3 separate regions of the Mus musculus genome follow, and all the other regions are linked to region 2. A link is a loop called in an ENCODE intact Hi-C map of the cell type or tissue named here. Cell type or tissue: heart. All regions are shown on one strand. Links, peaks and the distances in the headings refer to the core of each region. The heading gives the core; the rest is flanking DNA. Region 1 holds the start of Flywch1 (FLYWCH-type zinc finger 1). Region 2 holds the start of Prss32 (protease, serine 32). Region 3 holds the start of 9530082P21Rik (RIKEN cDNA 9530082P21 gene).

Region 1 (10,259 bases), core at 1,316-9,315, 78 kb after region 2:
GTGCCTGCATTTCTCCAGTCAGTTTACTCATGTTTGTAGACTTGCATCTGTGTGCTCACAAGGCACGGGGACTCGGGGACTCACGGCCAACAGGAGCTGTAGGGACCCCTCCTCCACCCTCTCTCCCGCTCCAGCCTCACCTACACTAAAGCCTCCACAAAGGACAGAACAGAGCTCCAGAGAACTGTCAGGAGGCAGCAAAGGAGTAATCTTCAAAGTTGCAGGTCAAGAGGACGTGGGGTTTACTGGGAAAACTCAGCACCCTCTCCCCTTGCTTTACAGTGGCTTGATGCGGGGAGGGGACGGGCAGCCTGGCCACGCCACCGTGACTGTGGCACTTCCTCTGTTGTGACTGGGTGGTGAAAACAAACTGTCCCTTTCTCTACACCCAGCTCAGGCAGCCCCATGCCCGTCCCTGTGGTCTCCTCAGGTCTCCCTGGGAGGAGTGAGGTGGCAAGCAGCAGATGGATTGGCTGGGGACAAGCACCAGAGGCTGGCAGGCATCCTCTGAGAGTTCAAGGGAGTGGGGGAAAAACAGCAAGTGGCCAAGCTTGGAGTACTCAGTCGGGACATTTGTGGGTGGGGCTGAGGTGATGGCCACAGGACATACTTATACACAGAAGTGCCAGCACACATAGTCCCCAAAGTCACTAGAGCTAGAAGGAGAGTCCTAGGCCCACAGCACCTGGAGGCCCAGGGAGGGCACAAGACACCTCCCTGGGTGAAGCTGGAGGTTCCCTAACCTGTGTGTCCTTGTGTGCGTGTGTGTGCGCGCGGGCACATGTTGTATCCATTCCTGTGAGTGTTCTCTGTGTGGTTGTTGTCCATGTGAACATTTCTGTCATTATCTCTCTTGTCCATTCATATTACTTTTACCTTTAAGGGTGGCTGGGGGTCAATCTTTAGCAGTTTCCCTTTGCCCCTAGGCTTGGGGCAGCAGATACTGTAACTTGAATACACCTTTAGGGTTACTCAGTGTCAGGTAAATGAACTGATCTCTTCCCAACAGAAGCAGCACCTGTCAGACCCTGAGAATCTGGGGATGAGAAAAGCTGTAGTCCTGGGCTTCCATGTTCTGCCTTTACGCAGGAGGCCCCTGGGGATCAGCCATGCACCCAACCAGCACGGGGAAGGAGGGGAAGCCCTGTGCTACCTACCATCAGTCAGATGGGCTTCAAGGAATCCTGCAGCAGTGGGAGAAACTTAATGGGACGGCCTGAGGTCATAGAGTTACATGGTCACACTGCCCATCCCCACATTAGGGGCTAAACTCTCAGGCAAGCCAAGATGGAGTGCCCATTGCTACAAGCCTGGAGTTCTTTGGGGACCATAAGGACCCTCAGCCTCCTACCCACAACATAAGCAGTATGGAGGAGTCCAGAAAGACCTTGGTAAGCTAACTCTTTGTGAGTGCTTCCACTAGTCAATCCTCTCTGGGTGCGTTCCTGTCCGCCCACCTGGTTCTCAGCAGCACAGGGGTAGAGGAAGGGGGCTTGAAGCCCCATAGGAGGCTGATCTTAGTGTCACCAACCTGAGACCACCTGCACAGGAGATGGACTCTGGCTGGGAAACCCATCTTCTCACAAGAGACATCATGTGGGGCCCTTCCAACCATGGAAGACCTTGTCTTGCTTCTTGTGTAACTTCAGGCTCCGCAGTGCGGTGGCTTCTATGAGAACTGGAACAAAACTCACTTGTCCAGATGACACGCAAAGGAGGGATGGCACCCCTTCAGGGCTGTGCAGGGCAGGTGTTCTTGATCAGTGGACAGCCTGCTGTCCTGTTGCTATGAGCAAGCAGGCCTCCCCGTCTCTGCCCCAACCCTGGCCATGGTAGTGGCTATTCAGTCATTTCCTGCTCAGCTGTTTCCTAGAAATGACAAAAAAGGTTTGTGACCCTGAACTTGTGACTTTTTGGGAATAGTGTCCTCATTGTGGCAGTTTTCTAAGTCAGTTAACAAACACTTCTGGCCCTTTACTGACCCCTAAGAAGCTAGGGTGAGAGTGGCCCTCAGCTTACAGAAGAAGAGTGGGAGCCCAGGGCTAGCCTTTGCCAGCCTTCCTTTGTTCTGTTACCAAGCTGACATATCTTTCTTTCTTCCAGATTCAGATGGTCCAGAAGACAATGGAGGGTCAGGGGTGTCTTCTTCAAGTTCAGAGGAGACCACTGTGCTCCCTGAGGCCCCCAGCACTTCCCCATAACCTTGGCAACTGCTGTTGCATAAGCTACTTTTATAAGTAAGAAACAAAGAGAGAAAATAAAAGAAGCTGTGTGCTATTTCCCACCATGGGTAGTTTTTGTTGTTGTTGTTTTTGTTTTTGTTTTTTTCCAGATAGGATTGAGAAATCCCTCTGTAGACCATGTAGGCCTCGAACTCAGATCTGCCTGCCTCTGCCTTCCAAGTTCAAGGACCACCACTGCTTGGCTGAGGTAGGTGTAAAACAGAACTTTCTGACTTCCCGTCCTATCCCAAACTTGCCTGGCCTGAGCCATTAGACCTGGTGCAGTCTCTCTTGAGGCCTCCAACTCCTAGCCTCATGGTTGGGCTCCCTTGGCCTAGAAAATGGACTCTTGGCATAACTCCAAGTGGTTCCCTAGTCTTTGTGCTGCTGGAAGCCTGAAATGGGGCACCAAGAACTCCTCCTCTGGACCCAGGACAACCCAATCTCCTGTCTGACTCTTCCCTGTACAAGGGGCCTCAGATTCCCTCCATCCTAATGCACCACGGTTACCATGCGCTACTGCCCTTCCTGACTTAAGGCTGCCCTCTAGAAGGCCCTCGTGTTGGCGGCTCCCAGGCACAGCGCCCCCGCCTCCTCCCGACCGAGGAAGGACGAGCTGCACCTGACTTGTCAAGGATCTACACAGACTCCTCACAAGAGTGCAAGGTAACCCAAGAGATCTCACACACACACACACACACACACACACACACGGCCTGGAGAGAAAGGGAAGCAGAGATGCCTTCCAATCCCCAAGTTGGGAACTCTCAGAGATTCAAAGGCCAAGGCTTTGGCCTCCAGCTCTTTCACTTACAGTCCTTACTCTTTGAAAACCACTCTGGGTATGAGAGACATCATCTTTTTCAATGAAGGCTATAGAGGCCCTGTGATCCAAACATGTCTTCAGAACTGCCTGCCTCAGAAACTCTTCTCTCCTGCCATTCTGCTGTATTGCTTTTACAAGGGCTGTGGGGTTGTTTTTTATTTTAAATATCCTCTATTAATCTTGCCTGTCTGTCTGTCTGTATAGTATGTGCGTGCAGCACCTTTGGAGGTGAGAGGGTGTTCAGGTTCCCGGAAAGCACAGTCACAGGAGATTATGAGCCACATGTGGTTGCTGGGAATTGAACCTGGGTCCTTTGGAAGAGCAGCAGTGCTCTTAACCAGGAGTGGCTGGTTACTCCACCCCCATGAGGGCTTATTGTTTGTAATATTGCTGTTCTGCTCCAATCCTGGAAGCTAGCTCTTTTGTCCTAATTCTGCTTTTTAAATAGAGTCCACTTTGGTTTCTCTTTTGCCGTGTGCTTTTGGTTGTCTGGTTTTGTCAGATGGTCAGTGGATCTGGGCAGGGTGTGGTAGTTATTCCTTTATCCCAGCATTTAGGAGACTGAGGTGATGGGACAGGACCTGAGGTTAGGGAGCTTGCTCAGTCGGCAAATGTTTCTGCTGCTCAATTGTGAGGACTGATTTCTAGCAGTCCCCATTGGAGGAGGTAGATAAAGGACTGAAGGAGCTGAAGGGGTTTGTAACTCCATAGGAAGAACAACAACCAGACACCCCCCCCCCAGCTCCCAAGGACTAAACCACCAAGGAGCACACATGGAGGGACCTATGGCCCCAGCTACATATGTAGCAGAGGACGGCCTTGTCGGGCATCAATGGGAGGAGAGGCCGTTGGTTCTGAAGGCTCGATGCCCCAGTGTAGAGGAAATCGAGGGCAGGGAGGTGGAAGTGGGTGAGTGAGTGGGTGGGGGAACACCCTCATAGAATCAGGGGGAGAGGGTGTGGGATAGGGGTTTGGGGGCAGGGAAAGGGGATAACAGTTGAAATGTAAATTAAAAAAAATTACCAATTTAAAAAAAATAGAAATTTTAGGGCTGGAGAGACTGCTCTTCTAGAGGTCCTAAGTTCAATTCCCTGCAACCACATGGTGACTCACAACCATCTGTAATGGAGTCTGATGCACTCTAATGGTGTGTGTCTGAAGACAGCTACAGTGTACTCATATAAAAACAAAAATAAATCTTTTTTTTTTTTTTTTTGGTTTTTTGAGACAGGGTTTCTCTGTATAGCCCTGGCTGTCCTGGAACTCACTTTGTAGACCAGGCTGGCCTCGAACTCAGAAATCCGCCTGCCTCTGCCTCCCGAGTGCTGGGATTAAAGGCGTGCGCCACCACGCCCGGAATAAAAATAAAACTTAAAAAAACAAAAAAGGAAACAAAACAAAACATGATGCTGTGGTTCGGTCCTATAACCCCAGGGCTCTATAGGTAGGAAGATCTCTGCAGCATGTTGGCAGTCGGTCTAGCCAAATCAACAAGCTTCAGACAGTAAGAGACCGAGGTGCAAAAAATAAGAGGGAACGCAATTGAGGAAAGCACCCAATTTTGACTTCTGGCCTCCACACACGGGACACGCCCACAGGGACACACACACACACACACACACACACACACACACACACACACAAGCCTGAGGGCAGAGTTGAGAGAATGACTAGAGAGAAGCCAGGGAGAAGAGGAGCCCAACAGGAACAAGGCTACCCTAACCTTTGTGTGCAAACTCCAGCCTATGTATCTAGCCTATGGGCTAGAGTGGCCCGCTCTATCCAGTTCTCCTAAATCTTCACTCAGGGACTCTGTCTCACACTTGTTTTGGTGACTACATAGATGGGGGCGCGCTCTCGCGCCGGTCCAGCATCTCTAAAGAGCACGGGTTGTGAGCGCCTCCTGGAGTGCGGTCCTGGATTACCACTCTCAGTTCTGCAGTGGCAGAGCAAGGGCTCGCTCCTTAAAGGTACGTGGCTTCTTGCACGTATAGTGTATTAGATTTATTGCCCCCACTTCCTGCCCCATTCCCACACTACATAAACTAACACTACCAGGGAAGGAATCTCTGTCTATTTGGGCTACTGAATTTCTCAGTGTAAAGACCATAAGGAGCAAACAGTGCATGGGAAGGAGAGCTGAGAGCCCAGATTTGAGATTATCATATTGCAGAGGGCTTATAGTTCCGCTCATGTACAGAATAGATGTGTGGATAACAGTAGACCTGTGGGTGCGGGGTGCTGCATTAACTCTGAGGTGAAGGGACAGCAAGGCAACCGTGGAAGCCTGCTAATCCCAGGACGGTTTCAGCTATGTTAAAAGCAAGAAAGAGGTTCAAGGCAGAGCAAGCGTCCTCCCTGGGGGAGAAATCCTCCTGCTTCTGCCTCCCAATTAGTGGGATTACAGGTGAGCCATCACCATCCCTGTTCTTAAACTTCGGCTTTCAAAACAGGGCTCCTTGTGTCCTCAAACTCCTGATTACTCTTCCCTTACCTCCCAAGTAGCTAGGAGTCCAAATGTGGACCATCATACCAGGCCAAACTGGCATTATTCTGTGTTTGAGGTTGTCTCAAAATCCTCAAGGGATGGGATTGCAGATGTGGCCACCACACTCAATTTTGTTTGTTTTCAAAGATCTGTCTGCCTGTCTATTTATTTACTTATTTGTTAGCTATTTGAGACAGGATATCTCACGCGTATGAGCATCTGCCTGCATGCATGTGTCTATAATATGTACATGCCTGATTTTAGAGGAGGCCAAAGAGGGTGTCAGATTTCCTAACTGAATTTTGTCCTCTGTAAAGAGCTGTTTAAGTGCTGAGAATCGCTAAGGCAGTGGTTCTCAACCTGTGGGTCACAACCTCCCTGACAAACCTCTATCTCCAAAAATATTTACATTATGGTTCATAACTAGCAATATTACAGTTAGGAAGTAGCAACAAAAATAATCGTATGGTTGGGGGTCACCACGGTATGAGGAACTGTATTAAGGGGTCACGGCTTTAGGAAGGTTGAGAGCCACTACCTAACAGTGTTTCTTTTCAAAACGGTTTGTTTTTGGAGACAGTCTATGAAGAATCAGCTTCCAGGACTCGCTGTGTAGCCCAGGATGGCCTCATTCTCCTGCCTCTGTCTCCGCAATTCTGAGTTTACAGGCTTGCCCCGCCACACAGGGCTTCCCATTTTCTCTCTAAAAGTTAAAAGTTTTTTAACTTTTAGATTTCTGAAACCAAAACCAAAACCAAAACCCTTATCTTTCTCTTCTACTTACTTATTCACCTATATTGTTGTTTTTAAAACCCAGGGTCTCATGTAGCTCAGGCTTGCCTTACATTCACTATGTAGCTGATGAAAGACTTGAATTCCTGATTCTCTTGCTTCTGTTTCATTTGTGCCACACACATTCAGCTCCTGGATTCTTATTTAAATATGCGATCTGTTATTGTCACTATTTCAAATCTCAGATAGTCCTGGATTGGGAGAGGGGGGTATCTAAGGGTTTCAACGTGCTGCATAAGAATGTTCTTTGGAGGGCTGGCGAGATGGCTCAGTGGTTAAGAGTGCCGACTGCTCTTCCGAAGGTCCAGAGTTCAAATCCCAGCAACCACATGGTGGCTCACAACTATCCGTAACGAAATCTGATGCCCTCTTCTGGAGTGTCTGAAGACAGCTACAGTGTACTTACATATAATAAATAAATAAATCTTAAAAAAAAAAAAGAATGTTCTTTGGAACTGGCTCAGTTATGAAGACCATTGGGCTGCTTCCAAAGGACCCAGCCTTGATATCCAGCACCCACATGGTGGTTCATAACTCTGGGCAACTCCAGGAGATCCTATGCCCTCTTTTGGCCTCCACAGGCACCAGAAATGCACATGGTGTACAGATACACATGCAGACAGAACATCCAAATACATTTTAAAAATACACTTAAAATATGTCAGAGTTATGTTTTTTAAAAAATAAAAAAGAAAGGAAGGAAGGAAGAAAACTGGGTGGCAGTGGCGCATGCCTTTGATCCCAGTACTCACCGTGCTAGGGTGGCAGAGGCAGGCTGATCTCTGAGTTTGAGGCCAGCCTGGTCTATAGAGAGCATTCCAAGACAGCCAGGGCTACGGAGAGAAACCCTGTCTTAAAATAAAAATAAAAATAAAAAATAAAGAAATAAAATACTTAAAATGTAAAAAAGAAAGTTCTGAAGGTCACAGGCCTAAAGACGCACTTAAGCCAAAGCTACAACTTCGTAAGAATGCAGTCAAATCCTATAAAAGTCCTGTTCTCTCTATCAATAGCGCTGTCATCCTTTTAGTGATGACTCCCAGCCTGCATCCTTGCTACAAATTCACCTGTCGCCCCGCCCTCCCGGATGCAGTAGCGGGACCATGGGTTGTCCCGCCTTCTTCCTTGTTAGTAGACCCGCCCCTGATGCTGATTGGCTAGGGTGTCAAGTTGACACTGCGCAGAGAAGACCCGGAGAAGTGGTATCCGCCTCAGGAATGGCTCCGCGCCTCTGCTGCGCATGCTCGCTAGTAGTTTCTAGGCTTCCCAAGCAGGCGTCTCGCGGGGGCGCGCGCGCGGGCACGGGCTCGCTCCCCAGGGGGCAGTTGGCGGCGGGAGCGGGCGGCGGGGTCGTGGTTCCTAGAGCAGCCCCGGCTGCTAGGCCGGCGCCTGCGTTGGCGGACACTCACACGAAGGATCGGGTGGCTCAGCCGCCGGAGAGGCAGGGCCCGCTGCCGTCGGTGAGGACGGGCCCCTGCGGGCGGGAGGGTCGGACCAGCGGAGCGATGCCTGGTCCGGCTATCCTGGGGTCGCGCCCGGTGCTGGGGAGGGGCCCCAGCTCTGTAGCTCGGGCATGGGGTGCTTCTTTGTCGGACATCCACGATGCGCCTCCTTTCTACCTGATCTCTCCATCAACCCACTCGACTCCTGTACCGATCTTAACACCTCTAAATCCGGGACCACACATTCGCCCATCTTCCTTGAACCGTGTCCACCCATTGCATGTCCATCCAGCTCTGTCCTCCGTCGCGGCCCATCCTTGGCGGCCGCAGGTCCCAATGACCTTGCACTTTTTGCCGGTTGTTACCCCTCCTCGTTCAGACTATAGGTTGCCCATTGTGGCTTTCAAACTTTGTGACGCATTCTAGACTGAGAAAGATGTTTTATGTGTATATTCTGTGCCTGAAGATAGATTTCGTGAATCGCAAGTTTAAAGAGAGTCGCTTACCAATCTCACATGACGCAGATCTATTTAGGCTGTGTTCTAATTCATTCCTTTCTGTTCCGTTCCATTCCATTCCAAATGACTGACTTGCTAACCCATTGATTCAAGACCTAGCTTATCTGACAGTTTTAAACCCCCCTTTACTCCTTACTCTACAATCAGATAACCATCCCCAAGAAAGATCTTTTTGTTATGATGTTTTGTTTTTAACTTCTTTGCTTTCCAGGGTCCTTACCATTGCTGGGGCTTGGTTTAGATTTCTGGTATGTTTATCTCATTGTTCTCCCAAGTGCCACTAGTCTGACTTGTGGGAACAAAACAGCATATGAAGTAGAGGAGAGCTGATAATACATGCTCACTTATGCAGATGAAGATGGCTTTGCTGGGGGAGGGATGTGAAGCTGAATTGTTAGGTAAAGGAATCCGTCTAGCCAAGATTCTCATCTAGGAGGATTGCGGAAATCTATCAGTTGGCTTCCCACATCTCATGTGGGTTTTCCTTATCATTCTGAGTGTGTGTTTGTGTGTCTCTGTGCATGCATACACAAGGCTGTTTATCACTCTCTGCCTTATTCCTTTTTGTTTGTTTGTTTCAAGACAGGGTTTTTCTATGTAGCCCTCATCTGTGGGCTTCAGGTGGGCCTCAAATTCACAGAGCTCCTCCACCCCCTGCCTCCTGAGTGCTGGAATTAAAGGTATGTATCACCATGTCCTGCTGCAGCGTCTGCATTGCTGAATCGCTTTGGAACAGTATCCTCAGTTCACTGTCCCATCCCTCCTCTCCACCAGGAGTATTGGTTCCCCGGTGACTTGAGAAAAGAGGTGGTAGTGGGTTTTATTTAGTACATAAAGCCCAAAGGTGCCAATAAACATCGTACCCTGCCCATCCCAGGGAAATGAGATCAGGTCTAGAATGGCACCAGTGCAGAGCTTGTGAAACTCCACATTAGAAGTCTGGAGATGCCGGGCGGTGGTGGCTCACGCCTTTAATCCCAGCACTTGGGAGGCAGAGACAGGCGGATTTCTGAGTTCCAGGCCAGCCTGGTCTGCAAAGTGAGTTCCAGGACAGCCAGGGCTATACAGAGAAACCCTGTCTCAGAAAAACCAAAAAACAAACAAACAAACAAACAAACCCCAACAACAAAAAAAGAAGTCTGGAGATTGTTCCCACCTTCTCCTGTCCCCAGAGTGATGCTTGCACACAGACTCCCAGGGTGTGATGGAAGGAAGCTGAGGAGTACTGTGTCTAGTCTGTGTTGTAACCACAGGGTTTATTAACCAGGTAGAGTGCTCTGCTCTGTCTGTCTCAGGACTCGTGGAAGAGGCTGGTGGGAGAGAAGCCACTGAAATCATGTAGAACATTTCTTACTTTAAAAAAATTTTTAATTAAAAAAAAATGGTTTGAGGCCAAGATTTTGTCATGCTATTTAAAATGGTCTTGAGATCCTGGACTCAAGTGACCTCCTGCCTCAGCCTCTCTGTAACAGAGATTATAGGTGTGAACCACTATGCCCAGCTCAGGAGGGTTTTGTTGTTTGGGGTGGGTTTTTTTTTTGGTTTTTGGTTCTTTTGGTTATTATTTATTGGTTGGTTGGTTGGTTGTGGTAGGGTCTCACTGTATTGCCCTGACAGGCCTGAAATTCCTTGTATAAACCAGGCTAGCCTCTACCAGAGATCCTCCTGCCTCTCTTCCACATTGCTGGATTAAAGGGATATGCTACCATACTTGTTGTCTTCAGGACTTTTTTTTTTTAATAGACAACAGGGCCTCCTTTTTCCTTTGCTCAGGACCCCGCTGAGCTTGGGTGAGGAACTGGACTTGTGAATGCTTTATGCACATGGATGAATCTCACTCACAGTATCTCATTCACTACTGGAGGGGTGGGGATCAGAGGAAGAAGCCAGGAATAGATCTACCATCTTATTTTTTGAGACAGACCCTCACACTGAGCCTGAAGCTCACAGTTTCAGCGAGGTTGGGTGGCA
Region 2 (10,259 bases), core at 1,042-9,041:
AGCTTCACATCCCAACCTGGGAGATCAAGATGAGAACCTTTAACAGACACAGAGAGGAGATCTGGGGAGACACATGGCAGTGGAGGTCTTTGTGGACCCCAAGGCTAAGACTAGAGTATTGTGGCTAAGAGGCCAGGATCGCATAGCACTGGCAGATGTTGAGAGGCAAAGAGGGGCCCTCCCTAGAACCCCAAAAGGTTTGAGGCCCAGATAATACCTTAATTTCAAGCTTCTGGTCTCCTGAACTGAGTGAGAGTGACCACCTATCTGATTTACCCTCCGCCTCAGGACACTAAATCAAGATGAGATCGCAGAAATGACAACAGAGATGAGGGCCATGCAGATGACAGTTGGAAATGGAAATGCCTTTAAAAGCATCATGCTGTGCACCTCCAGCCTTAACCCCACTGGGTCAGCACTCTAGAGAACTCACTGACCAGAGGAAGAGCAGGGACCCCATTAGATAGTGAAGGCTGCTCAGTCAAAAATGAACTCCTGGTAAGCACTGTCCACAAGGGCCTTGGCAGCAAAGATGACAGGAAGGTTGTGATGCAGGCCCAGTTGGCATCTCTTACCCATTGCTGGATGTAACACTATCCTTCTGGTTATTAGATGCTAGGAGGACATCTGGGAGCTGGCAGTAGCCAGCTGGTGATGAGCTGTTGTGGCAGTGTTTTAATGCACCCTCTGTAATGGGCATTCTTTGCAAAGACTCCATATGGGTCCTGTCTGAGGGTGGGGACTGGCCCTAGGAAAGGTGTCAAGACTGGCTACCCTGCCACCAGCTCCAAACATCCTTACGTTGATTTGTGCCAATGTGTCCCCAGCCAGTGACCCAGCACATGGTGCCAGGATCCAGGGGGTCGCCAGGTTTCGGGAGGCAGACTGGAAGCATGTAGTCATTGAAGGAGATGGGTGAAGCCAGCTGCACCAGGGCAATGTCTCCACTGCTGTGCTCGTCCGCTGAATAGCTTGGGTGCTTGATAAACTGGGCCACAGCTCTCAGCTCCTTCGGCTCATTGTCCTCAGGGTAGGAGGAGATGGTACCCAGCAGTACTGTGTAGATAGACAGGGACTGGCCCCTGGGAGAAGGGGGAGGTTGGTGGATGAAAATGAAAGACAGTCTTTATGCAGAGACTCTAATACTGCTACTGGGCTTTTCTGAGAGCTAAGCACACCAAAGCAATGCCAAGCACCGCCTTTAATGACCACCATTAATGATCATTGTAACCCATAAATCTGCCATCACTTCCTCCATTTTTCAGGTGCAGAACAGAGCTAGGAAAGTCAAGTCACCCATCCAAAGGCCCCTGGCTATTGAGCAGTCTATTTGAGACCTTGGATTCTTGGAACCTAGACCGATGGGTCAACGTGTAAGAACGCTTACAGTACAAGCATAAAAACTTCAGTTTGGATCTCCACAACCCAGTGAATAAGCCAGGCCCAGTGGTGTGCAAATCTACAACCCCAGTCTGTCCCTATGGAGAAGCGGGAAGTGAAGACAGGAGAGTTAATAAAAGCTCCTGACCAACTAGCCCGGTAAATACAGCTGTGGACAAAAAGAGAAGCCTGGTCTCAAAAAGCAAGGTGAGGGCTGGAGAGATGGCTCATCAGTTGAGAGCAGTGACTGCTCTTCTAGAGGACCTGAGTTCAATTCCCAACAGCCACAGGTGGCTCACAACCATCTGTAATGAAGCTGGTGCCCTCTTCTGGCCTACAGGCAGAACACTTACACATATTAAAGAGAACACTCTGTACATATACATTTAAAATAAATAAATAAATAAATAAATAAATAAATAAATAAATAAATAAATAAATAAATAAATAATAAAAACCAACAGTAACAATAACAAAAAAGAAAAGTGAAAGATAAGGAGTGACCCCTGAGGGTGTCCTCTGACTGTCACACATGCACTGTGGCATGTCTGTGCCCACATTCAAACACTCATGGCCACATACTTCACATATGCTCACATACATACACAAAGACCTTGGGTTCTCAAGGGCTGATTTAGTAACTGTCCCCCCCCCACCGTGTGTGTCTGCATGTCAGTATGTCAGTGGGTACACAGGTTCCTAGGCGTGTACAGAAAGCATAGGGTAACATCAGATACCCTGCTCTATTACTCTTAGCCTTGAGACGGGGTTTTCCACATAACCTAGAACTGTACTGGAAGTCAGCAGTCCCCAGAGAGCCTCGTGCTCCCACATACACCCCAGGCATAAGCCACACTTGGCTGTTTGCACTAACTTGGGCAGGGGATTCAAACTCAAGTCACCTTGCTTGTGCAGCAAACCCTCTTACCCTCTGAGCCATCCCTTCTATACAAGAGTTGATTTTGAGGAATAACAAGACAGGTAACTGAGATATAAAATGGCATGACCCTGCCTCATCTCCTGCCATAGTAGGCAGGAGCTATGGTTCAAATGGAGAAATGAAGTCATCTGAAAGGAATGTAGGGAAATCCAACAGGCCCCAGCCCACGTGACCCATAGGGAGACACTCACTGGTTGAAGCAATGGGCAGCAGTCAACACCCAGTCCTCAGCAATCAGAGATCCCCCACACACGTGCGCCCCATTCTCCCGCACGCTGACCTGCCAAGGCCACCGGCCCAGCTGGGCATCTTGTCCTGACACGATGCGGCCTGATGTCCTGGGACGTCCACACACTGCAAGGAATCAGTAGGATTGGGTGATACATGGCTATTCTGCCCTTCTCTATACCCTCAAACCTGGCTCGTTTGTCACAGCCCCTGGGAGCTTGACCAGTGTGGGCCAGAGGATGTCTCAGGTACCTGGTGCCTAATAGCACCTGCCTAGTATAAGGCCAGAAGGAGCCAGGATCAAACAGCTCTCTGGGTCTGCCTCCAAACCTATAATTCTGCTGCCTCCTTCCTGTAATCCCAGCACCTGAAGACTGAATCAGGAGGATCAGGAGTTCAAGGTCAGCTTCAACTATGCAGTAAAATGGAGGCCAGCCTGAGCTACAATGAGACCAGGAATCAAAACTAAAAGAAACAGAATAAAACTAAAAACAAAACAAACAAAAAAGCCACCCAAACAACAAAACCTGCATTCTACGTATCTTCCCGAAGCTCCCGTTCCCCATACACCACCTCACCTGAGTCCAAGTCAATGCTCCTCCTGCCTGTCGTGGTAGACGGGCTGTCAGAGTCGGTTGGGAGGACCTCACTCCCCAGAAGAACTCCAGGAAAGAAGGTAAATAGGATGGCAGGCAGAGCCAGCTCCATGGTACACCTGCTGGGGCCAAATACTCCAGGAAGAGGAAGAGGGACTGCAGCTCTGGTGTGGTTTCAGGACTTGCCCTGGGGTGGGGCTCAGCCTCCACACCTGCCCTGCAGCCTTGGGAGAGGCCTCACATGTCCACTGTCCCTGGGCACAGAGACCCTGACTTCCCTACATGCTTCATGCTCTGGGGTCCTCTGGTCCTCCCCTTCCTGATCCAGGAACCGCAGCATCCACGGCCCTCAACTTTCATTGATGCAGAATCATTGTATAGTATGCCTGGCACCCTCGGGAGCCTTCGTGTCCATCGCTGTCCACCAGAGGGCAGCCATGGGCCTAGCTCTAGGCAGAAGGGCATGCCAGCATTGGGCTGGAGGATGAGGCATGTGGACATCCTTTCAGACTCCTGTGGTATTTGTCTTCTCTAGAAACTTCTCTTCTGTTGGCTGCCCTTCACTCAGTCTCTAGGCAACTCCTTTCAAAAAGGATTGTTCCCAGAAAGGCTCACTGGCCTTCAAACACCCAGATGCCCCCACTGAAATGGAAACTGTACACAGTAATTACTTCGCCAGCTGCAGTGTCGCTTTATGCTTCAGTCCCAGACCCCATCTTATCCAATATTAAAGTCTCCACATCCATCTCCATCCTGTGTGCAATGTGTTCACCAATATATTTATAATTTAAAATAAAGAAAACAAGGGCTTAGGCTATAGGTCAGTTGCTAGAGTACCTGCCTGCATGCACAAAGCTCCGCGCTTGATCCCCAGTACCTGCATAAACCAGATGAGCTGGTGTAGCACACACCTGCAGTTCCAGGGCTCAGGAGGTAGAGACAATTGAGTCGAAAGTTCAGAGCTAGGCTACAATACTGAGTTTGAGTTTATGGTGGTTTGAATGAGAATGCCCCCCTCACCTCCCTTAGGCTCATATATTTGAATGCTTGGTCTCCAGTTGGTAGAACTATTTGAGAAGAACTAGGAGGTGTGGCCTTGTTAGAAGAGGTGTGCCACATCCCATGGGGTGGGTGCTGAAGTTGCTTTTTTTTTTAATTGTATATTTTCTTTATTTTTTCTATTTATTTATTTATTTATTTATTTATTTATTCATTTATTTATTTATTTATTTATTTAGATTTTTCGAGACAGGGTTTCTCTGTGTAGCCCTGGCTGTCCTGGAACTCGCTTTGTAGACCAGGCTGGCCTCGAGTGCTGAGATTAAAGGTGTGCGCCACCACGCCCAGCAGGATATTTTCTTTATTTATATTTCAAATGTTATCCCCTTTCCCGGTTCCCCCTACCCAAAACTCCCTATCCCATTCTCCCTTCCCCTGCTTCTATGAGAGTGTTCCTCCACCCACCCACCCACTCCCACCTCCAAGCCCTTGATTCCCCTACACTGGGGCATCTATCAAGCTTTCATAGGACCAAGGACCTCCCCTCCCATTGACTCATGACAAAGCCATCCTCTGCAACATATGCAGCTGGAGCCATGTGTACTCCTTTGTTGATGTCCTAGTCCCTGGGAGTTCTGGGGGACTGGTTGGTTGATATTGTTGTTCTTCCTGTGGGGTTGCAAATCCCTTCAACTCCTTCAGTCCTTTCTCTAACTCCTCTATTGGGGACCCTGCGCTCAGTTCAATGGTTGGCTGTGAGCATCCACTTCTGTATTTGTAAGGCTCTGGCAGGGTATATCTGACAATCATATCAGGCTCTTTTCAACATGTACTTCTTGGCATCCACAATAGTGTCTATGTTTGGTAACTGTGTATGGGATGAATCCCCAGATAGGACAGTCTCTGGATGGCCTTTCCTTTAGTCTCTGCAGACGTTGAGGTTTCAATAGTCCACACCAGGCCAATGTCTCTCAGCCTGCTGCCTGTGCATCAGGATATAAAGCTCTCAGCTACTGTCTAGAACCATGCCTGCCTATCTTCCATCATGATGATCATGGGCTAATCCTCTGAAACTATAAGCTAGCCCCCAGTTAAATGCTTTCTGTACTGGCTAGCTAGGCCTGATGGCATGCTCTTGTAGTCTGCTAGGGAAGCAAAGACAGATTACTGGAGGTTGCTGGCCAGTCAAGTCTCATCAGCAAGCCCCAGGCTCCAAAGAGTCTGTCTCAAAATAAACAAACGGGGGTAGAGAGCCGGAGAGACGCTCTGCTTAAGAGCACTTAGTGCTATTGTTAAGGAACAGGCTTGGATTCCGAAAACATGGCTGCTCACAATCATCTGTAACCTTAGTTCTGGGGATCTGATGCCCTCTTCTGGCCTCTGTGGGTACTGCATGCGTGTGATGCACTTAGATCCATGCAGGAAAAACTCTCAAACATATAAAACAGAAATAAATAAATCTTTAAGAAAGGAAGGAAAGGGGCTGGTGAGATGGCTCAGTGGGTAAGAGCACCCGACTGCTCTTCCGAAGGTCCGGAGTTCAAATCCCAGCAACCACATGGTGGCTCACAACCATCTGTAACGAGATCTGACTCCCTCTTCTGGAGTGTCTGAAGACAGCTACAGTGTACTTACATATAATAAATAAATAAATCTTTAAAAAAAAAAAAAAAAGAAAGGAAGGAAGGAAAGAAGGAAGCAAGGGTGATAAATAAATAAAGTAGACAACGCGCGCATGCGCACACACACACACACACACACACACACACACGAGGGAAGTGCTCAAAGAACTGCAGATAAGATTCCTAAAGGCCCTCCCTTGGGTTATAAAAGCAGTTAGTGAACTCTGAGAGGACAGAGTGCATTGCTGGCAGAGCTGCCTGTACTTTGAATCATTCTCATCTAGTGTGTACTTCCGGTGATGCAGCTGCCTTGAGTGACCCATGTTCTAATCAGTAGCCCCCATATCAACCCACTCGTTCACTGGGCTACACGTGGGCTGAACCTCTGTGTCTGTTATTGGTGTCCCGTCTGGATGAATAGGCCGATCTGTTATTTTCTTTCCCAGGAAAAGTCATACAATACTCCCTAGGAAAGGGGAGGGAAGAAAGGGAACGAGGAGGGGGGAAGGGACGAGGCAGCAGGGAAAGTGGGGATTAGGAAAAAGCAGTTGTGTTGGAGAATTCCTCCAAGACCAGAGCCAATGCCTATCCTGTTAATCTCTGGTCCTTAGGTCTCACACCTATCCACAAGCGTTTCTGTGTTTCAGGTACCTGGTTCCCTGCTGGGTGCAGTACTGGTAAATATCCCTGGGCCTCTGGAGGGTTTAACAGGATGGCAGGGAGCTGTAGACCCCTCCTTCCCAGGCATGTCCACCTTGTTCCTTATTTCAACAAGCGTTGCTCTGGGAATAACCAACACATGCTTCTCCCTCGTTAGACCTCACAACCTAGGATACCTCCCTGACACAGACAGCTGGCCTGTACAGGCCTTCAACACACTCTGCTTTGTAACAGGATGGGGGGTCCTAGAGCCTGGCTTGCTGTTCGGATTTTTCAAACCCTTTATTTTAGTTTAACAATTTTTTTTAAATTTATTGGTTTTTTTGTGCATGAGTGTTTTGCTTGCAGGTATGTATGAGCACTGTTTGTGTGCCTGATACCTCTGGCTGCCAGAAGAGGGTGCCAGATCCTCTGGAACTAGAGGTACAGATGGTTTTAAGTTATAATGTGGATATTGAGAACCAAACTCTGGTCCTCCACAAGAATAGCAAGTTCTCTTAGCCACTGAGCCATCTCTGTCACCCAACTAACACTGTCATGGAAAAAAATGTGTGTGTGAACGCATGTGTATATATTTGAGTGTGTTGTGCATTTATATGTATGGATGAGAACACATGTGAGTACACATATGTGTGGAGACTAGAGGTTGGCACTGGGTGTCTCCCTCAATTGCTCTCCACCTTCTTTTCTGAGAAAAGAGCTCACTGACTTAGCTAAACTACCGGATCAGTAAGACCCAGGGATGCTCATGTCTATGCCTCTAGCCCTGGGATTACAGACATAGGCCATTGTACCAGCTTCTTACATGGGTTCTGGAGAGCTGTATTAATCAGGGTTCTCTGAAGAAGCAGAACTGGTGTGTGTATGTGTGGTGAGAGTGCACTCATGTGTGTTAAAAGAAGATTATTAAAGTGGCTTACAAGCTGTGGCCTGACTAGTCCAATAATTATAGTCTCTCAAAAGGAAGACCAAGAATCCAGCAGTTATTCGGTCCATGAAGATGGATGTCTCAACTGGTCTTTAGTCTGTTAGCGTCCTGAAGAAGCAGGTATTAATATCAGCAAAGGAACACAACAGCATCGGGATAGATGAACTTGCCACAGAGGACAAGCAGGCAAAAGCAAGAGCTTTCTTAAGTAGGCTGCCACCAGAAGGTATGGTCCAGATTTCCAGGTTATTCCGTCCCACCTCAAATCCCCCACAAGTGTGCCCAACTGTTTGGACTTATTGACTCTAAATTTCATCAAGTTGACAACCAAGATTAGCCATCACTGTATTGCCTGAGCCATCATCTGCCCAGGTTTTATTGTGGAAAGCATTTATTACATATTACTATAACAATAGGAAGAGACTCCAGCCCTGACTCCAGACTTGAAAATGCTGCAAATGCAGAGCTAATGTTCCATACTCTCCTTTTGCTCCAATATCTCAGCCCCACAGTCCTCACCTCTGCTCCTCTTAAGCCTTTCTTCATTAGCTAGGTCTGCTTTACCATTCATCTCTTCTGCTGAAGTGCTTTAGCTAGAAGTTACAGCTCACATTTCTAGTCACATCCTTAGGGTCTCATCACTATTGTCTGATGTGTACAGTCTTTCTAAGGGAAGCCAAGCAGGGATGATGTTTAATCCCAGCACTATGAGTTGGAGGCCAGCCTGGTCAACAGAAAGAGTTTCAATAAAGCCTGGACTACAGAAAAACCAAAATTAAAAAAAAAAAATCCCTTTTTAAAGAGAAATTTAGGAGACCCACCCCCAAAGAGTGCTGTTCATGTTTTAGCTCAATTTTCTTCATTCTTTTTCTTTTCTTTTTGCAGTACTGAGGGTTATGCTAGGCACATCTTCTACAGCTAATCTATCCCTAGATCTTTGGGTTGCTGTCCTAGTTTCTTTATGTTGCTGTGTGTTGGGAACATAGACGTCCTTGTGCTCACCAATAAGTACTAGAAAAATCAGGAATGTTAAACACATAGAATTGTCTCTTCAACAGAAGAAAATGTCTTAGTTAAGGTTTCATTGCTGTGAAGAGACGCCATGACCACAGCAACTCTTATAAAGGATATTTACTTGGGGCTAGTGTACAGTTTCAGAAGTTTAATCTATTATCATCATAGTGGGAGTCATGGTTCCATACAGGCAGACATGGTACTGGAGAAGGATCTGAGAGTTCTGCATCTTGATCCTCAGCAATGGGAGACTGTGCCACACTGGGCATAGCTTCAGCATAAGAGACCTCAAAGCCCACCCCCACAGTGACACACTTCCTCCAACAAGACCACACCTGCTCCAACAAGGCCACACCCACTAATAGTGCCATTCCCTATGGGCCAAAAATTCAAACACACGAGTATATAGAGGGTCATATTTAATTAAACCACTACAGAGATAAATAGCCTCATTTCAATGGAGGTGACCTGTAGGCTTAGATTTTTCCCAAAACCTACTTTAATAAGGGTTCTTAAACACATCAACCTCTCACCAGAGGTAGGAGCAAAGGCATGTTAATAGGAAATGGGAGTTCTGGACCTGTTCAGAAATAGTTCTTTGGGGCAATTCCAATCCTTGTCAGCAGTCCAGTCCAATAGTGAACCCCAAATACAATACAATACAATACAAGACAATAGTGAACCCCAAATACAAATCAATAGTAGCCGCTCAACCCAGCAGAACTCGAGAGGCTCTGCCAAATCGGCACCACGGCAAGAAGCAGCCAGCACGCCACCAGAAATTCTGTGGTGCGTTTATCTCTGCACAGTCATGACAAGCGAAGATCTGAAGACCAGCAAGTGTTGCAAGGCATACCAGTGCAAGAGTGTCACTCACAGTCTGTGGGGTTCTACTTAGACTCTTTCCAAACATCACACATCCTTTCAAGTGTCTGCTGCAGCAAAACACCCTCTCACAAGACAACTTCCAGAAAAGCATCACATGACACAACTGAGTCTCCAAAGAAATCAGAAATTTCCACTTCAGTGGCCCATAGCCTAGATGACCCCGGTGGTATCATGTAGGGCTCTACATGGGTCCCCCAGGCTCTCACAAGCAGGACTGGAGATAGTTAATAGCCTAGGTGACCTGTGTGCCCTCTGTATGATCCAGACCACACCAGATACTCCCCAAGCCCTTAAGGTAACACATGTAGCCTATCTCTAGAGCCCATCTTCATGGAAGAAATACCGTACTTCGAGAAGAGTTTCAAGGTAATTATACCTCATTGTGCACACAGAATTGCACTATATCAGGAAACTTCTATCCAAACTGTACTGTACTTAAATATGCCTGCAATAAACTACCCAGTGTTAGACTCTAAAAGTTTGCACCAAAGCTGGCTACAAGTCCAAGTCCTGCTGAGCTGAGCTCCTTCCTGTCGCTTGCAGGTTGTTACTCTGCTGGCCCTGGTTCTGCAGAGCTCCCCGAAGCTGTGAGCTAAGAGAGAGAGGGGGAGAGAGAGAGAGAGAGAGAGAGGGAGAGAGAGAGAGAGAGAGAGAGAGCCTGAAGGATGGCAAGAGAGTAGCAAAGACACTTCCCACCAAGGCTAAGGACCTAACTCAATGCCTGGAACCCACATGCAGGAAAGAATCATCGTGTAGAAGTTGTCCTCTGAGCTCAGCACTCGTGCTGTGGTACGTAAGCACCAACTCACACACACATACATAAATAAATGTAGTTTAGGAGCTAGAGAGATGGCTCAGCAGTAAAATTGCTTGCTGGTCTTTCAGAGGATCAGAATATGGTTTCTGGAAGCCACATCAGACAGCTCAACTAATTATGACTTTATTTCCAAGGAATGCAAAGACTTCTTCTGGTCTTCTCCAGCACTCAAACACACACACACACA
Region 3 (10,259 bases), core at 1,241-9,240, 100 kb after region 2:
CTAACTGCTCTTCCAGAGGTTCTGAGTTCAATTCCCAGCAACCACATGGTGGCTCACAGCCATCTGTACTGGGATCTGTTGCCCTCTTCTGGTATGTTTGAAGAGAGCAATGGTGTACTCGTATACATAAAATAAATAAATAAATCTTTAAAAAAATTAAAATAATACACTAGGTTTAGTGGCATATGCTTTTAATCCCATCGCCACAGAGAGAGAGGCAGGCAGATTTCTATGAGTTCAAGGCCAGCCTGGTCTACATAGAAAGACCTTGTCTCAATAAATTAATAAAATGATGAATAAAACAGCCATAGGCTATTACAGATAACATTTATTGGTATGAAAACAACTTCAGTGATTTATTTAATGAATTACTAGAGGGAGGAACTGGAAATACAGCTCAGTGGTAGAACACCTGCCTAGGATGTGTGAGACCCTGCATTTAATACCCAGAACCACAAAACTACCCCAAGAGTGACACAGGTTACAAAAACTGATTGAAGAAGAGATTAGAGCAGGAACTGTCGTGGGAGTGGTTCCTCCCTTAAATGACTGTGGTCCTTGTGATGTTGTTCCTCAGCATCACAGTGAGTCAGAAGTACCCAGCCCAGCCACTCTTAACATTTTTGATCCCAAAAGCTGTTTAGGGGTGATTTGTGACCATATATTAGATAACAAAGACCCCCACCTACAGGTCTGCTGGATCTCAGGACAGCCTCCAGGCAATGAACAGGCTTTGTCTTTGCTGAGGAAAAGGACTAGCCGTGCCAGCCAGGCCTGGTGGCGCACTCCTTTAATCCCAGCACTCGGAAGGCAGAGGCAGGAGGATTTCTGAGTTCGAGGCCAGCCTGGTCTACAAAGTGAGTTCCAGGACAGCCAGCTACACAGAGAAACCCTGTCTTGAAAAAACCAAAAAAAAAAAAGAACTAGCCGTGCCTGCAGACCTAGCACCACAGAGGCCAAGACCAACTCCCTGGGCCAGTTGTATGGTCAGTTCCAAGCCTGCCTCAGCTGTATAGTGAGATACAGTCAGCAAACAAATACAAACGAAAAAAACCCAAAATAACTCACACAGAGACCGTAAATATACCTTTAGCGTTTTGTTTGTTTATTTTTTGAGACAGGGTTTCTCTGTATAGCCCTGGCTGTCCTAGAACTCACTCTGTAGACCAGGCTAACCATAAACAAAGATCCACCAGCCTCTGCCTCCCAAGTGCTGGGATTAAAGGTGTGCACCACCATGCCTGGCTTAAATAAACCTTTGTAATGATGCACATTTCTCTGTCATCAGGAAAATCAAAGAGCAAAAACTGAGCAGCCAGTCCTGCTGAAGTGAGTCTTCTCTGGAGCAACAGAGGAGCAGCTGGCACCCCAAATGCTTCCCATCCTTGCAGGCGTTTCCCATCCTTCAGATGCACTTGATGACAACTCTTCCAAAGCACCCAGGACTGTCACATTTCCTCAGAGGTCTCCCAGGAGGAGTGCTTGGACTTTGGGTGGTAACCAAGCTGGATGGGTGGCCTGCAGGCCTGTCCCATGCTGCTCTTACCATCCTGACCTTAGACAGCTGTGGAGAACTGTGTCTGGATGATATACCTCTGCCCTGCTCTGCTCTCCAGGCCTCAGCACCATCTGCTTTCAGAGCACACTGCCTTGCTCAGAGCTTTCCAGTGGGCGTGATCCCGTGTGCGCTCCATGAAGTTCAGCAAAATGCAGTCACCCCAAGCCAGGATATGTGCAGGAACTTCTTGCCACCCTCTGAAGACAGTGCAAGTCACAGCAGGGTTTGTTTTGCTTTGTGGCATCTTTTAGGGGCAGGTGTGAGGCCTGCCTGCTCTTTAGTCTCTTGCTGCTTGCTAAGGCTCACCCAGCTCTGACTGTGGCAGAGCGGAACAGGCTAAAGGCTTCGCTCTACCTCCCTGGCAGACTTGGCACCCTGCGTTCTTTCCCAACTTAAACCTGTGTCCACAGTTCTTGGGAGCCAGCCCAGATGTCAGGAGGAGGTGACACCATGTAGGCATGCTCTAGTGGCAGCGGCACCACTGAGGGTTGCTCACCTGGTGTCGCATGATGCACCAGGTCAGTTAGATGGCATCAAAGCCACCTCCTGTAGAAGAGTTTAGCAGGACTCAGGAGCCATGCCAGCAGTGGCACTCTAATGTCCCCAGGAACGGCAGAATTTCCTGCGTGCTGCACCCTGGCCAGAGCTGTCCTCATCATGTCATAGAGCTGCATGCTCCTCTCCCTTAGCAAACAAGCCGTGGAACAGCCACCCCTGTGGGATAGTAATGGCCTGGTGCCTGCCGCTGTCTTCTGCTCATCTGATTCCCTCAATAAACCCTGTGTAGTCTCATGGTACAGAGCTGCTGTGTGTCAGTAATAGTCTGCGCTGCCACAAACCACATACCGCCTGCCAAGTGCTGGGGACATTGTGGATTTGGTTGGTAACTCATGGGCAATGGTGTTTGCTTGGCCTAGATCAAGACTTGGAGGGGACCTGCTGAGGAGCTATCCCCAGCCCTGGGGAAGGCTTGAAGAGTGGGCCATGTACTACCTCTCAGCTTGAGTTCTTCTGAGCTCATGAGAATGAGTTATAGTGAGCCACAAATGGAAGCAGTGCCCCAAGTGAGCCACAAATGGAAGCGGTACCCCAAGTGAGAGCCACAGATGAAAGTGGTATCCCAAGCAAAGGCCAGGTTTGCCTCTTGAGACGCTGGGCACCTCCTGGGCAGGCAACTCCCCACTTTTCATCTTCGTCATTAACTGGCTCTGATTACCAGCCATCCTGGGCCTCCACCTGAGATTTGTCTCCAGTCAAAAAAAGACAGTCTGAAGGCTGGGGAAACGGCCCACTTAGTAAAGTGCTTACTACATAGCTATAAGGACCTGAGTCAGATTCCCAGCACCTCTGGGGCACATGTCTGTAATCTCAGCACCAGGTAGAGAGAAAGGATTTCAAGTAAAAACTCGATGGTGGGGTTTGATTTGGGTTTATGAAACATGGTTTCTCTGTGTAGTCCTCCTTCTAGGTAGCTGTCCTGAAACTTACTCTGTAGACCAACCTGGCCTAAAACTGAAATCCACCTACCTCTGCCTCCTGAGAGCTGGCGTTAAGGATGTGCCACCACTGCCCAGCAACTGTGGGATTTAATATACATTTCCATCCCTCTACTTCCATCTCACCTGGAGACCAACTACTCACCTTGCAACGGGAGGCTTCCACACCCACTTCTCCTCAGGCCCCTCCTCAGCCCGCCAGTGCAGACTCCACAGTTCCTGCCATGGGGTCCTCTCCCTGGCTGTGTGTGTCAGGTGTGATTACCTCACTTAAGGACCAGACACCAGAGATGTACTTAAGGATGTCTCCAGGGCCCACTTGGTCTTTAGGCCTTCCTCCACTTGCCTCAGCCTACAGCCTCTTGCTCGGGAAGATATCCAGTACTCCAGGGAGACCAATCTTGTTCTTATTCTGCAGGACTGTAATAGACTCAGTGTGACCTTCCTGACCATGGCAGAGGCCCCTGCCAAACAGGAGGGTATTAGAGGCTTGGCACGCTTTCCTGCAGCCCTAGACACTTGTGCCCTGTCCACGCTGGTCTCACTCCACACTGCCCCCAAGCCCACCAGCCTGTCCTGTCCAACACACACTACTGCTTTGAACAATTTACCAAGATCAGCTGCCAAACACTCCCTGTTATTAGCTCATGCCTTTGGTGAACCAGGTCTCTGGGAGGTCTGAACAGTGTCCTTTGCCTGGAGGCACACACAGCTTCAATCAAAGTGGCAGCCCCTAACTAAGGCTGGTAGCTCATCCTCTCCTGTGCAGCTATGGGCAGAAATCTAGACTCCAGACAGTTCACTGGCCAAATCAGGCCCTCTAGGTTCATCACCAGCATCTTTTTTGTTTGTTTTTTGTTTTTGTTTTTGTTTTTGTTTTTTTTGTTTTTGAGAATCAAGGTCTCAAATTCTATGTGCCTATAGTCCCAGTACTCAGGGAATCAAGGTATGAGGATCTCAGATGAGGCCCGATGGGGCTACCTAACAATTTGCACGCCTGCCTGAGCTACATAGCAGACCCCACTGAGAGTTAAGGCCAGGCAGTGCTTTGTTATCCAGGCTGACCTTGAGTCCTAGACCCAAGTCATTCTGCTGCCTCAACCTGCCACATTTAGCTTAGACCACAGGCATGCACCAGTGTTCCTGTCCCCATCTCTTACTTAACTCAGAGACAGTTTAATTAATTAGAGACTATAATTAATCTGCATCAATCCCTCCACCATCTCCACACAGTGTGACATAGTCAGAGAAGAGTGTTGGTGCATGCAGGGTTACGTCTACACTCCAGAGAACTGGCTGGTGAGCCTGTGCATCAGCAGGGGCAGGAATCACTTTCAGATTCGACTTGCCATGGCCTAACTAACCTGCCATTACTAATTCACCCTCCCTGACCCAGGGAAGCTCAGCAAAAAAATAATGAGGTGATCCTGGGTGATCTCAGGAGTCCAGGTCACAGTGGACACAGGGGGCCTGCAGCAGTGTCCTGACCCAGAAAGTTCCACAGGCTTACTGCTCACCAGCCAGGGACCCCTGATGTGCTTCAGTAGGCCCTGCCTTCTCTGGTGCCTGGGCTCAGCCAAGAGAACTCAGGGACTACAAAGGGTGAGATTGCAGTGGCCCTTGCCATGGTCCCAGGAAGGAGCCAGCTGGGACATGAGACCCCAAAGCTCTGCCTGGGCAATGACAGAGATTTGGGGAGTGGAGGTCAGACATAGCTTCCTCTGCCTGCTGAGACATTCATTGGCCACTCGCGAGGGCCTTGTGCTTTTGCTTCTAGTCCATGGCTCCCCTTTGGGTCACAGTGTCACCCCTACCGCACCCCCAGAGGAACAGGCTACTGCTAAGATGGAGTAACCAGGGCCTTGACTTCTTGAGGTGACTCTGGGGAGAGAAAGCCTTGATGCCACAACCCAGAGACAACAGACAGTTCTGCTAGTGTGTCCCCTCCCTCATGCCTGACACCCGAGGGATGAGGATCCAGCCCTCACCCCACATTACCCTCCTCCCATGGATTCAATCCTTCATCCACATTAACAGGTGCAGGGTGCTTGGCCAATACCACGACCTCCTCTGAAACACGGAGGTCTCTTCAGACCCAAAGCCGAGGGGCTGTCCTGGTACCAGTAGGGTCTTCAGAGGGACAGTAGGGAAGGCTGTAGAGGGCCATGAGGCTCTGAAGAGAGGGTCGCCAGCTGGCCCTGACCCGGGCTGTGGATGAAGACAAGCTGTAGCTCTCTCCAGTTTGAGGACACCTCCAGCCCTCATGGCAAGGGCTGCTGGCATCTGGACCTCCAGGCCTGGGCACAGAGAGAGTCATGAGAAAGAGAGGAGAAGGTTCTAAGGAGATGGCTGTGGGCAGAGGCATGGAGTCAGGAGAAGGAAGGTACCTCTTTGAGACAATGGTAAGCCAACGCCAGGAGGGCCAGGAGGGCCAGGACACCAGCAGCAACTGGGACCCCCACAGGCATTTGCAGCTCCCAGCTGGTGCCGTAATTTTCCTGCGGAAAGAGAAGACAGAGTCAGAGGTCTGGGGAAGCAGGACGAGAGAATGGGCAGGATACAGTTCCTACCTTTCTGCTCCAAACCAGCGGACTCTGAAACCAAGTCATGGTGGTTCCTCACCAACTACTGTTGGGTCTCCAGGATCTTCTTCCCAGAGGTCCCCACACCCCTGACACCCCCTCAAGTCAGTCAGTGTAGCAACCACCAGGCGAAGTCTGATTGCAAATGACTGGACAGGGCCTTTCTGTTTAGCCATCTCATCCTTCGAAAGTGAAACCTTTCCTTCCCAGGCCTCCTGTGAGGGAGGGGCAACGAAGAACCAGCATAACCCATAGCCCCAGGTCAGTAGCCGCCCTTCCTGAGAGGCCCCTCCAGAAGAATTTTATGGCTGGAGCAGACAAACTGACTCCACCTCTCAGAATTACCAACCTAGTCCAGAATGGCAAATTCCAATAAATCACCGAGAGTTCTCTGGAAACAGTTCTCTAGCACCCCCTAGAGGCTGGAGGCAGATGTAAATAGCAAAGGTAGCTACCCTCTGTGCCTCCCAGAGGCAAGACTTGCAAAACTGCTGGACACATATTTCCCCAACTGTGGCATCCCAGTAGGGAAACTGAGGCAGAGGAAGCTCAAGAAATTTAGATGAACAAAGTCATGGGTATCCATGGCTGAGTGTTCCCTAGCCCCGACAGGCTGTGAGCACTTATGACAAGCCAGCAGCAGCTTATGTTACAATGAAGGTGAGTGTGGGACTGGTGATATGGCTCAGCGGGTAAGAGCACTGACTGCCCTTCTGAAGTTCCTGATTTCAAATCCCAGCAACCACATGGTGGCTCACAACCACCCGACAAAGGGATCTGACGACAGCTACAGTGAGTGTACTTATGTATAATAATAAAAGTCTTTGGGCTGGAGCGAGCAGGAACTGAGTGATCAGAGTTGACTGGAGCAGACAGAGGTCCTAAAAATTCAATTCCCAACAACCATATGATGGCTCACAGTCATCTGTTCGGCTACAGTGTACCCATATACATAAAATAAATAAATCTTTTTAAAAAAAAAAAAGGTGAGCGTCGTACACTGAGGCAGCCGAGGCAGCCCTCTCACTTCTCACTGAAGTACACTGAGGCAGCCCTCTCTCTCACAGTTGGCCAGGTGGTGGTGCAGACAGAGGAAACGGACATGGTATAGCAGTAGGCTTTTGAGACCCAAAGCATCAAATGGCACCTACACAACGTCTTACTTATGACCTATGACCAAGGAAGGTGTGATTCAGAGAGGAAGGTGTAATTATCGGGAAGTGAGAAAGACAAGCAGACTCTGAGGTGGGGGAGGGGAAGTGTGAAAGCAGGCATGCATGCAGAACACCACGTGCCACCGCTGAGAGACCCGGATATCCAACTGAGAATTGTGGGGTTCCTTTTGCTGAGTCTGCATTGGCATCTACCCTCACTCTGATGGGCTCAAATGCACCCTGGGAAATGTCCTGGGGTAATGCCACCCAATGTCTCTCTCTACACACACACACACACACACACACCTTGAGCTGGACAAACCTGATATCATGTGCTTCCAAGGAAATACAAGCAAAGGCCACCCACCCTCATGTCCAAGTTTTCTGTTCTTGTCTCTCTGCTGTCGCCACATAACAAGTATGTGCAGGTAGTGACAGATCAGGAAGCTTCTTTGTTCACCAGGGTCAGGGTCTTAGGCACTGTGACCCTATACTAACTTTCAGTACTTTGGTTTCTCCAGCTGTGAAAAAGCTCTCCCAGGGAGCCTGCAGTGGGATCGCAGCTCTCAGTGGAGGTGTGGGGAAAGTAATGGGACTTATGGTCCTGGACAAAGAGAACTAGAAGGTGGGCATGGTGGCCAACACTTTTAATTCTGTCATGCAGGGGGCAGAGGCAGGGGAATACTGTGAGTTCCAGTCCAACATGGTCTATTATGGCAAGCTCTAGTCCAGCAGGGCTACAAGTAAGACCCTGTCTAAAAATATATAATTTTTTTTTCTAAAGAGAGAGCTGTTGGGTGTGGTGGCACACGCCTTTAATCCCAGCACTCGGGAGGCAGAGGCAGGTGGATTTCTGAGTTCAAAGCCAGCCTGGTCTACAAAGTGAGTTCCAGGACAGTCAGGGATACACAGAGAAACCCTGACTGGAAAAAAATAAAAAAATAAATAAAAACAAAAAGAAAGAAAGAAAGAAAGAAAGAACAAGAGAAAGAAAGAGAGAGAGAGAGAGAGAGAGAGAGAGAGCTACCTGGTGTCCCTCCCTAGCCACATGGTTCTGTGGAGTTAGAGAACCCCAAAGATGTGATAGGAACAACGGTGTCAGTGCCCAGCACCTAGAGCAGACTCTACTTGAAACCAGGCTCCAACACTGACTAGCTAGTGAGCCCATAGTTGCCAAAGGCCTCTGAGCCCCAGTTCATGGACCTGCAGAATGGGGAGGTGCAAATGTTCCCCTAGGGCCATGGGAATGCTGACAAGCTGCTGCCTGCACAGGGCTGAGTGTGGAATGCTGGGGAAGTGTGTGTGTTAGTGGTGCGGGGCATGTGGCCTGTCTTACTTTTCAAAGGTTCCTCAGCCACCCCAGACTGGAACTTGTGGCAGGAACACACTTCCTCTTTCCACTCAGTGTCCCCAGCCTGGTAACTGAATACCATCTCTCTCCCTTGTCCCTTTGCAGGAGACAGGACTGGGCAGATCCATCCTAAACTCTGGAGAGTTGTTTTAAGGCCCACTGTTCGTTGGCCAACTCTGCCATGCATGAGATCATGGACATTCACTTGTGTTCTTCGCTTCTTCCTCCACTGGACTGACCCTCACATAAAACGTGAGGGGAAAACTACAGAGCTTCAACATTCATTTTTGCCCTCCGGTGGAAAGGGAAGGACAGACAGGTCTTCTTGGAGTGTCCTTGTTAGATATCTGGAGGGCTCTGGTAGAGTCAGTACAAGAGGGGGACTCCCGGCTGGATCCTCATCTTGGCTGCTGAGCGAGCTGCCAGAGGAGGCGCCACTCACTAGCCTACAACCTAAAGCAAGTCCGTCTCCTTGGAATACCCCACCTCTATCGCACTCCCTCCACCCCCTCGCAACTTGTGGTAGCCCCAAGAACCTTCGCATGGGGCGCCAGCTACACAACTGTAGGGCTCCCACAGCTAATCTTTGATCTCTGCCACGTACACTTGGGCCTCTCAGAATGCTCCCTGTGAATCTTGTTTCTCCATCTGCTTCAGGACGTGTGTTAGGTGGCAAACGCTCTCAGGACGGTCAGAGCTGGGTCAAGTCAACCTGGGTCCAAGGTATACAGAGGTTAGTTAGTAAAGGGTGGGCAGGCTGGTCTGATGGGCAAGGGGTCTGGACAGGGTAGGGCTGCCTAGAGTCCCCCACCCCCCCATCTCCCTCCCCGGGTCCCCGCCCCCGCCCTCCCACGCACCTGCGCTGGCCTCCCCCCAAGCCCCGGGGCAGCACTGGGAGATCAGAGGACTCGGAGGAGTCGGGCTCAGGGGGAGGGGGCGGGGAATTTCCCCCCACGCTTGCCTGGGCCTGCTCCCCTCCCCCTCCCCTCCAGGTGGGGGGCACCGCTTGGGGAATTCCGCCAAGGCAAGGCTCCGGAGAGCCTGGGCTGGGGTCCTAGGGAGTGGAAGAAATGGAAACGGGAGAGGGGGCGGGCTGGAACCGGGGGCGCAGCTGCCTTCCTCCCCAGACACCAGCTGCCCCTGCCTGTCGTGGACTAAGCGTCCACGATTCCTGTCTGTCTCCCGCGATCAGGGTCAGGGAGTGGCGTTTTCTTATTCAAGCCAGCCGCGGCGGGACCTGGGGAGACAGAAGCGTGAGGATTCCGGGAAAATGTGCGTGTGAGCGTCTTACAATGAATGAATGGATTGAATGGGAGCGCGCGCGCACTTAAATCTGGGTGCCTGTGTCCTTTTGACTGGGTGCAGTCGTGGGAGGGAGCCCTGTAACTCTCCCGTTAGGGTCCTCTAGAGGTCTGTTAACCTGGTATGTGTCCCTCCATACTCTCCCAATAGAACCCACACCGACCATGGAAAAGAAAGAAGAAAGGGTGGGAGGCATGTGTTGGGACGGTGGGGGTCCCGGGGATCAGGCGTGGGAGGCGTCTGGACCTGCTGCCTGCGCTGCAGTCGCAGGCGGGGCTTCCAGCCTTCCCTAGGGGGTGTGGGACAAGAGGGGAGGGACTTGTAGGGACACAAGGGGGGCAGGAGGCAGTGCTTTAGAAACCTGGGTGAGGGAGTCTCAAGGTGCAAGGCACAGTTCGATGGGGTGAGTGTGGGGACCCAGGCAGGACCCAGAGCTAGAAAGCCGAGCCTGAAGTCACCTCCGGCCAGATACCTTCCCTAGAGACCCCTGAAGAGCGACAGCCGGGTAGAGATCCCGGGAAGGTATTTCCTGGTCTCAGACCGGCAGCGCCAACAAAAGTAAGATCAGGACTGACGATCAAAGGACAACGCCCCCTGCTCCTCAGGTCACCTGGGAGATCCTAGACCCCGTGGGTGTCCCAGGCCGTGTTCCGTCCAAGGCACCATCTCTTTGATTAGGGAAGATGGGGACACCACATCTGCAGGGCTTCCTCCTCCTCTTCCCATTGCTGCTGCGGCTGCACGGGGCCTCAGCAGGGAGCCTGCACAGTCCAGGTGAGTAAGGCAAGGTGGCCAGGCCAAAGTCACTGCTCTCTC

The links. A loop is a pair of places that touch in the nucleus more often than their neighbours do. Peaks named below come from ENCODE experiments on the same cell type or tissue, not always from the same donor. Only the 100,000 strongest peaks of a DNase experiment are listed, where the experiment ranks them.
Region 1: a loop joins it to region 2, with 4 times the contacts of the local background. A loop is called at or near these places in 19 of 42 quality-filtered maps.
Region 3: it touches region 2 in a loop (4-fold over the local background); 8 of 42 quality-filtered maps call a loop at or near these places.

The regions. Positions count from the first base shown.
Region 1 is chr17:23,768,944-23,779,202 of GRCm38, reverse strand. Flywch1 (FLYWCH-type zinc finger 1) reads left to right here and starts at 7,601. Exons shown (of 8, transcript NM_001357994.1): 1 at 7,601-7,788. It overlaps Flywch2 (FLYWCH family member 2), which reads left to right. Exons shown (of 3, transcript NM_029798.4): 3 at 2,104-2,287. The coding sequence ends at 2,201. In heart, for the core only: a CTCF peak has its summit at 4,955; DNase peaks (open chromatin) are centred at 4,922 and 7,522; H3K4me3 peaks cover 1,957 bases; H3K27ac peaks cover 1,265 bases.
Region 2 is chr17:23,846,794-23,857,052 of GRCm38, reverse strand. It overlaps Prss32 (protease, serine 32), which reads right to left and starts at 3,281. Exons shown (of 5, transcript NM_027220.2): 1 at 3,127-3,281; 2 at 2,512-2,674; 3 at 802-1,082. The coding sequence starts at 3,256. In heart, for the core only: CTCF peaks have their summits at 1,717 (motif pointing left), 3,567 (motif pointing right), 5,521 (motif pointing left) and 6,809 (motif pointing right); no DNase peak of the experiment used is centred there; H3K27ac peaks cover 199 bases.
Region 3 is chr17:23,744,893-23,755,151 of GRCm38, reverse strand. It overlaps Flywch1 (FLYWCH-type zinc finger 1), which reads left to right. Exons shown (of 8, transcript NM_001357994.1): 8 at 1,289-2,357. The coding sequence ends at 1,311. It overlaps 9530082P21Rik (RIKEN cDNA 9530082P21 gene), which reads right to left and starts at 5,916. Exons shown (of 3, transcript NR_015472.2): 1 at 5,442-5,916; 2 at 5,053-5,351; 3 at 1,087-3,474. It overlaps Kremen2 (kringle containing transmembrane protein 2), which reads left to right and starts at 9,323. Exons shown (of 10, transcript NM_028416.2): 1 at 9,323-9,413; 2 at 10,049-10,217. The coding sequence starts at 10,127. In heart, for the core only: CTCF peaks have their summits at 6,060 (motif pointing left) and 8,570; DNase peaks (open chromatin) are centred at 5,181, 5,931 and 8,641; H3K4me3 peaks cover 1,221 bases; H3K27me3 peaks cover 2,681 bases.